2 separate regions of the Homo sapiens genome follow, and region 1 is linked to region 2. The links are chromatin contacts, found by Hi-C or POLR2A ChIA-PET in ENCODE. All regions are on one chromosome and are shown on one strand. The core of a region is the stretch at or near the end of the contact, and the rest is flanking DNA. Distances in the headings are between cores, read along the strand shown.

Region 1 (2,700 bases), core at 26-2,525, 72 kb before region 2:
TTGTACTAGTGTAGTCTACAATATCTGTTTATGGATTGTAATATATTTATACCTTCTTTCCACAAGGGATTTGAAGTTGCTTATAACATACAGTATACAATAATAAAATATGTAGAAAGGGAGAATATAAAGAATATATCAAATTTGATTCAGGGTTGCTGGCAGCCACAGCAATGAACGATATGGTTTCATTATCAGGTTTTTGGGTCAATGGGGAGGGGAAGAGAATAACTTTTCTAGGATTCGAAATAAAAAATGGAACTTCTGACTTAGAGCATTTCTGTTGTGCCCTTCTCATTTCTCTAACCTAATTAGTAAGTTATTCTTGGCCTGTAAAAACTAAGGAATACTTACTCCTCTGCAGCCTCAGGGTATGTAATCCGCATTCTTCAGTCTATCAGCTTCAACTTTTCAAGATGCCAGCATCACCCATTCATTCTTCCTGCATAGATTGTCCTGGGCATTGGAAACAAAACCATATGCCTTAGGTTGGTTTGGGTGTGCTCACATCAATTCATGTGAAGAATCCCTTTCTCAAAGGCTGGGCGAGGTGACTTAACGCCTGTAATCCCAGCACTTTGGGAGGCCGAGGCGGGCGGATTACCTGAGGTCGGGAGTTGGAGATCAGCTTGACCAACATGGAGAAACCCCGTTTTTACTAAAATATACAAAATTAGCTGGGCGTGGTGGCGCATGCCTGTAATTCCAGCTACTCAGGAGGCTGAGGTAGGAGAATCGCTTGAACCCGGGAGGGGGAGGTTGCGGTGAGCCGAGATGGCGCCATTGCACTCCAGCCTGGGCAACAAGAGCAAAGCTGCGTCTCAAAAAAAAAAAGAGAAAAGAAAAAAAAAATCCCTTTCTCACTGGTTGGAGAAAGAAGACCTATGTTTACACTCCGACAATATCAGAAAGCTGTGCCAGGCCATGTTATAACCAAAAGCTAAATCTGTGTGATTGGGTTTAATAGGTTTCTAGGGTTGTTAAAAATAAATCGGTAAATTAAACTCTTTCAAGTTTCTAACAGGAAACCAGATTGAAGCTGGCTTCCATTACCAATAAAGTTTGTATTGGATGGTGTGATCCGCAACAGAGTACGCAGTGGTGGGGACTGGCATTAGGGGTGGGCGGGAGAGACCCTAAAAATCCACCGCCCTTCGGCCGCAGGGGACTTCACGGTGATGAGCCCGAGGTGCCCATCAACTCGGGCCTGAAGGACCAGCGTCTTGCCCCGCCCATCGCCGTCTGAGGTTAGGACAAAGATCGAGAGGCTGGACAGGGCTGGGGAGGGCGCTCCAGGGAAGCCGACCTAGCGTCGATTCCTGCAGTTGCGGCCCGGGTCCCCGCGCCTGGAGAGGAGGCGACGCGTGGCCGGCGGCTTTGTGGCGCGCGGGTTCCAGCGCGGGGGCGGGGAGAGGGCGAGCTGAGGGCCTCGAGTCCCAGCACTCCGCCACGCTGCGGGCGCCGGGCATGGCCAGCCCCTTGCCGTCCGGCTTCCCCGCGCGCAGGAACAGCCGCCTGGATGTGTTCCTGCGGCGGCATCTGCCGCCCGAGGTCTACGACGCGGTCCGCGCCTACGAGCCATGCATCGTGGTGTCCAACTCTGAGAACCACATCCTCAAGTATGTGGTGCTAAGCGACCGGCTCGTCTACCTAACCGAGAACCCGCCCAAGTCCATCCGGCGGGTAGTGGCTCTGCGGGACGTCGTGGCCATTGACCTGGTGAGCGGCGCGGGTGGGCAGGCGGGCTCGGGAGCGCAGTGAGAACTCCCGGCTGGGGCCCCCAAACCCAGCCCTCCTGCGCGGGGAGGGCTGCCCCATCCTGCCCTCGACTCCCCTCCTCTTATTTGAGAACGAGGAACACAGGGAAGCTGTGGATTGCTGTGAGCACTCCTAATACAAACACGTCTCCCATTCTCCTCGTGTCTGCCTGTTCACCCATTCTCCCGCCTCCCCTACCCCACGTAGGGCTACAGGTTTGAGAACCGAGCTCCCTATCAAAAATACCTTTTAAAGTCATTCCTTTGTTAACAAAGCACCTAGTCAGTGCCAGGCACTGTGCTAGACTCGGAGGATGCAAAAACGAAAGAGGGCCCCTACCTAGAAGCAGTCGCTGGAGGGCTAGAAAGCCAACACCCGTGCAAATAAATGCTGTGTGTTAAGTGCTGTTATATCTCATTTACTTTTTTGCCCCCGATGCTTAGAGCATGTTAGATGCTCAATAAGAATAAATGCATAAGGCCGGGTGCCGTGGATCACGCCTATAATCCTTACACTTTGGGAGGCCAAGGTGGATAGATCACCGGGGGTCAGGGGTTCGAGACCAGGCTGGCCAACATGGTGAAACGCCGTCTCCACCAAAAGTACAAAAATTACCCAGGCGTGGTCGTGTGCACCTGTAATCCCAACTACTTGGGAGGCTGAGGCACAAGAATCGCTTGAACCTGGGAGGCGGAGGTTGCCGTGAGCCGAGATCGCCCCACCTGCACTCCAGCCTGAGCTACAGAATGAGTGAGACACCGTTCCCCTCCACCCCCTCCCCAGCAAAAGAATAAATGCATGAATAAGCAGATGCGTTAATGAGATGCGCACAGGACGCTTGGCAATCTCAGGCGGCTCACTTGATCCAAACTGGGCGCAGGGCCTGCTGGGAAACGTCTTGGAAGGAGGGGCGTCGACGCTAGGAGCTGGGCTTGAAAGACG
Region 2 (2,700 bases), core at 197-2,696:
TGGCAAGCCTTGTGTTCTCTGACCTGGGGTTCTTGGCCTCATGGATTCCAAGGAATGGAATCTTGGGCTATGTGGTGAGTGTTATAGCTCTATTAGAAGCCGTGGGTCACGGAAGAGAACCGCGTAACCCAGTAACTAGTGTTCAGCTCCATTAGGACGAACCCGGGCACTTAGCTGTGCAGGAACAATGGCAAGCCTTTAGCCCGTTCGGGAGCGGCACTGGGCGTCTCACTGGATCAGGAGCACAGCGGACACCCTGCCGGATCCGGAGGGATGGAAGTCAGTGGCGGGTCTGCCAAGGCGGCAAACAGGAGTGGTGGACGGGGAGCGAAAGCTCAGCTCGAGCCGTAACAAACAGACAAAAAGACAGTGCAGTTGCAAGATTTAATAGAGTGAAAACAGAGCTCCCATAAAAGGGAGGGGACCCAAAGAGTGTAGCTGTTGCTGGCTCAAATGCCTGGGTTTATATCCCGATCATTGTCCCTCCCACTGTGCTCTCAGGCGATAGATGACTGGCTATTTCTTTACCTCCTGTTTTTGCCTAATTAGCATTTTAATGAGCTCTCTTTACTACTGATTGGTTGGGTGTGAGCTAAGTTGCAAGCCCCGTGTTTAAAGGTGGAAGTGGTCACCTTCCCAGCTAGGCTTAGGGATTCTTAGTCGGCCTAGGGAATCCAGCTAGTCCTGTGTCTCACCATCACTACAAAAAAATACAAAAATTAGCTGGGCATAGTGGCACATGCCTGTAGTCCCAGCTACTCAGGAGGCTGAGGTGGGAGGATCACTTGAGCCTGGGAGGTGGAGGTTACAGACAGCCCAGATGGCACCACTGTACTCCAACCTGGGTGACAGAGTGAGACCCGGTCTCAAACAAACAAACAAACAAAACCCCTCTCTTCATATCCTTATTTGAATTGTTTTTTCTTTATAGGATCCATTAGCAATGTACAATTAAAGGACAATCAAGTTTCAAAACTTAAAAAGTCCTTTCAGTGGAAATATCAGGGCTCCATGAAGGACAGGCACAATACTTTCAATATATACAGTGCTTCATTCTGTGAAATAAAATGTATTTCCGAAATACAGTTTATTTCTGAAAACAGAAACGTATACTAAAAGATTGCAGTATCAAATCTCCTCTAGTCAATGGGTTATTACCAGCGAGGTTCAATGACTTCCTTGTTTTAACAAGCATTCCTTTTGTGAGAAAACATTTGTGTTCAGTCTTAAACTACCGGTTCTCTTTGTTGCTTACTGTGAAATTTTGCATGTCATGTTTAATACTAAATTCTACCTGACAGGGACCAGCAGGAGAGCAGTACACCATCCAAGGACTCAACTCTCTGTCCTCGTCCAGGCCTCAAAAAGCTGTCCCTTCATGGCCAAGGTGCCTTTCGACCCCTACCTTCCCCCTCCAGGAGGAGCTCTCAGTCTGCACCAACAACTGGCAAGGCTGTCAGCGAGCCATCTTGCACAACAAACACAAAAGAACCCCAGGGACTTCCAGATCACAACTCCATAAGTGAAATTCCTTTCAAGTGCAATGGGAATGGAAATGAGTTTTACTTAGGAAATTCCCTCTTAGATTCCCCTTCACAGAGCAACTCAAATTTAGAGAAAAAGGAGTCAGAACTTCATTTGTATGTTATTTCCACAACCTCATCAATATTTCTGCACTTAAAAAGTTCATGGAACAATTATATTATAGTAAGTGTCCTCCTAAGTTAACCTTAACCTGAATTTTTATATTTTTATTTTTTAGAGCAAACAAGCCCTCCTCCCTCCTTTACCTCCCATTTTGGAAATTTAGCCTTGGAATTTAATAATATTGTGAAAAACAAAATGTACTGAACAATTAAGGAGATGATTTTATTTAGGCGATTGCAATAGGGAAAAATGCTCATTAATGAGCAGTTTCTGGACGGGCATGGTGGCTCATTCCTGTAATCCCAGCACTTTGGGAGGCCGAGGTGGATGGATCTCTTGAGGTCAGAAATTCGAGACCAGCCTGGCCAAGATGGTGAAACCCTTGTCGCTACTAAAAAATACAAAAATTAGCCGGATGTGGTGGTGCGCGCCGGTAATCCCAGCTATTTGGGAGGCTGAGGCATGAGAATCAATTAAACTCCAGAGGCGGAGTTTAATTGCAGTGAGCTGAGATTGCACCACTGCACTCCAGGGCGACAGAGGAAGACTCCATCTCAAAAAAACAAACAAAAATCACCTGGGGTTTTGTAGAGGTAGGTAAGGTGAGTCATGGAAGTCATGAAGAAGGAGGGAGACAAGTCTTATCCTGGAATATGTGTGAGCAGGTGGTCTTTTGCAGTTGCTGGGGTGACAGAGACCTCAGGTAAGGTTCAACGTTGTCAGTATGATTCTGTATTGCTTAGCTGTGCTATTGAAAGTGGGTTGATGGGGGAGACCTTGTTATAGGATCAGATAAATTTGTCTAGAAATCACTAGGTTAAGTCCTTATTTTATAAATGAAGAAACTGAAATGCAATCTTTTTTTTTTTCTTTTGAGATGGAGTTTCGCTCTTGTCACCCAGGCTGGAGCGCAGTGGTGTGATCTCGGCTCACTGAAACCTCTACCTCCTGGATTCAAGCAATTCTCCTGCCTCAGCCTCCTGAGTAGCTGGGATTACAGTTGCCCACCACCACGCCCGGCTAATTTTTGTATTTTTGGTAGAGACGGGGTTT

The links. Hi-C counts contacts between places; a loop is a spot of excess contacts on that map. ChIA-PET counts read pairs that join two places held with the same protein, here RNA polymerase II (POLR2A). Pooled maps may share reads with other maps.
Region 1: a loop to region 2 is called in a pooled map, with 2.3 times the contacts of the local background. The contact joins the promoter of C12orf56 here to the enhancer-like site in region 2. A Hi-C loop is called at or near these places in 1 of 168 maps with a recorded cell type or tissue (Caco-2) and 1 of 50 pooled maps. POLR2A ChIA-PET finds 5 or more read pairs at or near these places in 9 of 52 experiments (A673, AG04449, Caco-2 and 5 more).

The regions. Positions count from the first base shown.
Region 1 is chr12:64,389,333-64,392,032 of GRCh38, reverse strand. C12orf56 (chromosome 12 open reading frame 56) reads left to right here and starts at 1,275. Exons shown (of 13, transcript NM_001170633.2): 1 at 1,275-1,719. The coding sequence starts at 1,468.
Region 2 is chr12:64,317,582-64,320,281 of GRCh38, reverse strand. C12orf56 (chromosome 12 open reading frame 56) reads left to right here. Exons shown (of 13, transcript NM_001170633.2): 4 at 1,302-1,707. Among named protein-coding and RNA genes, the nearest start is that of C12orf56, 72 kb to the left of the region's middle. RefSeq lists an enhancer at 182-760. Within about 2 kb of position 1,446, at least 2 of the 41 ENCODE cell types and tissues checked have a DNase peak (open chromatin) inside an H3K27ac peak, as active enhancers do; they include A673, where a contact is called at or near this core.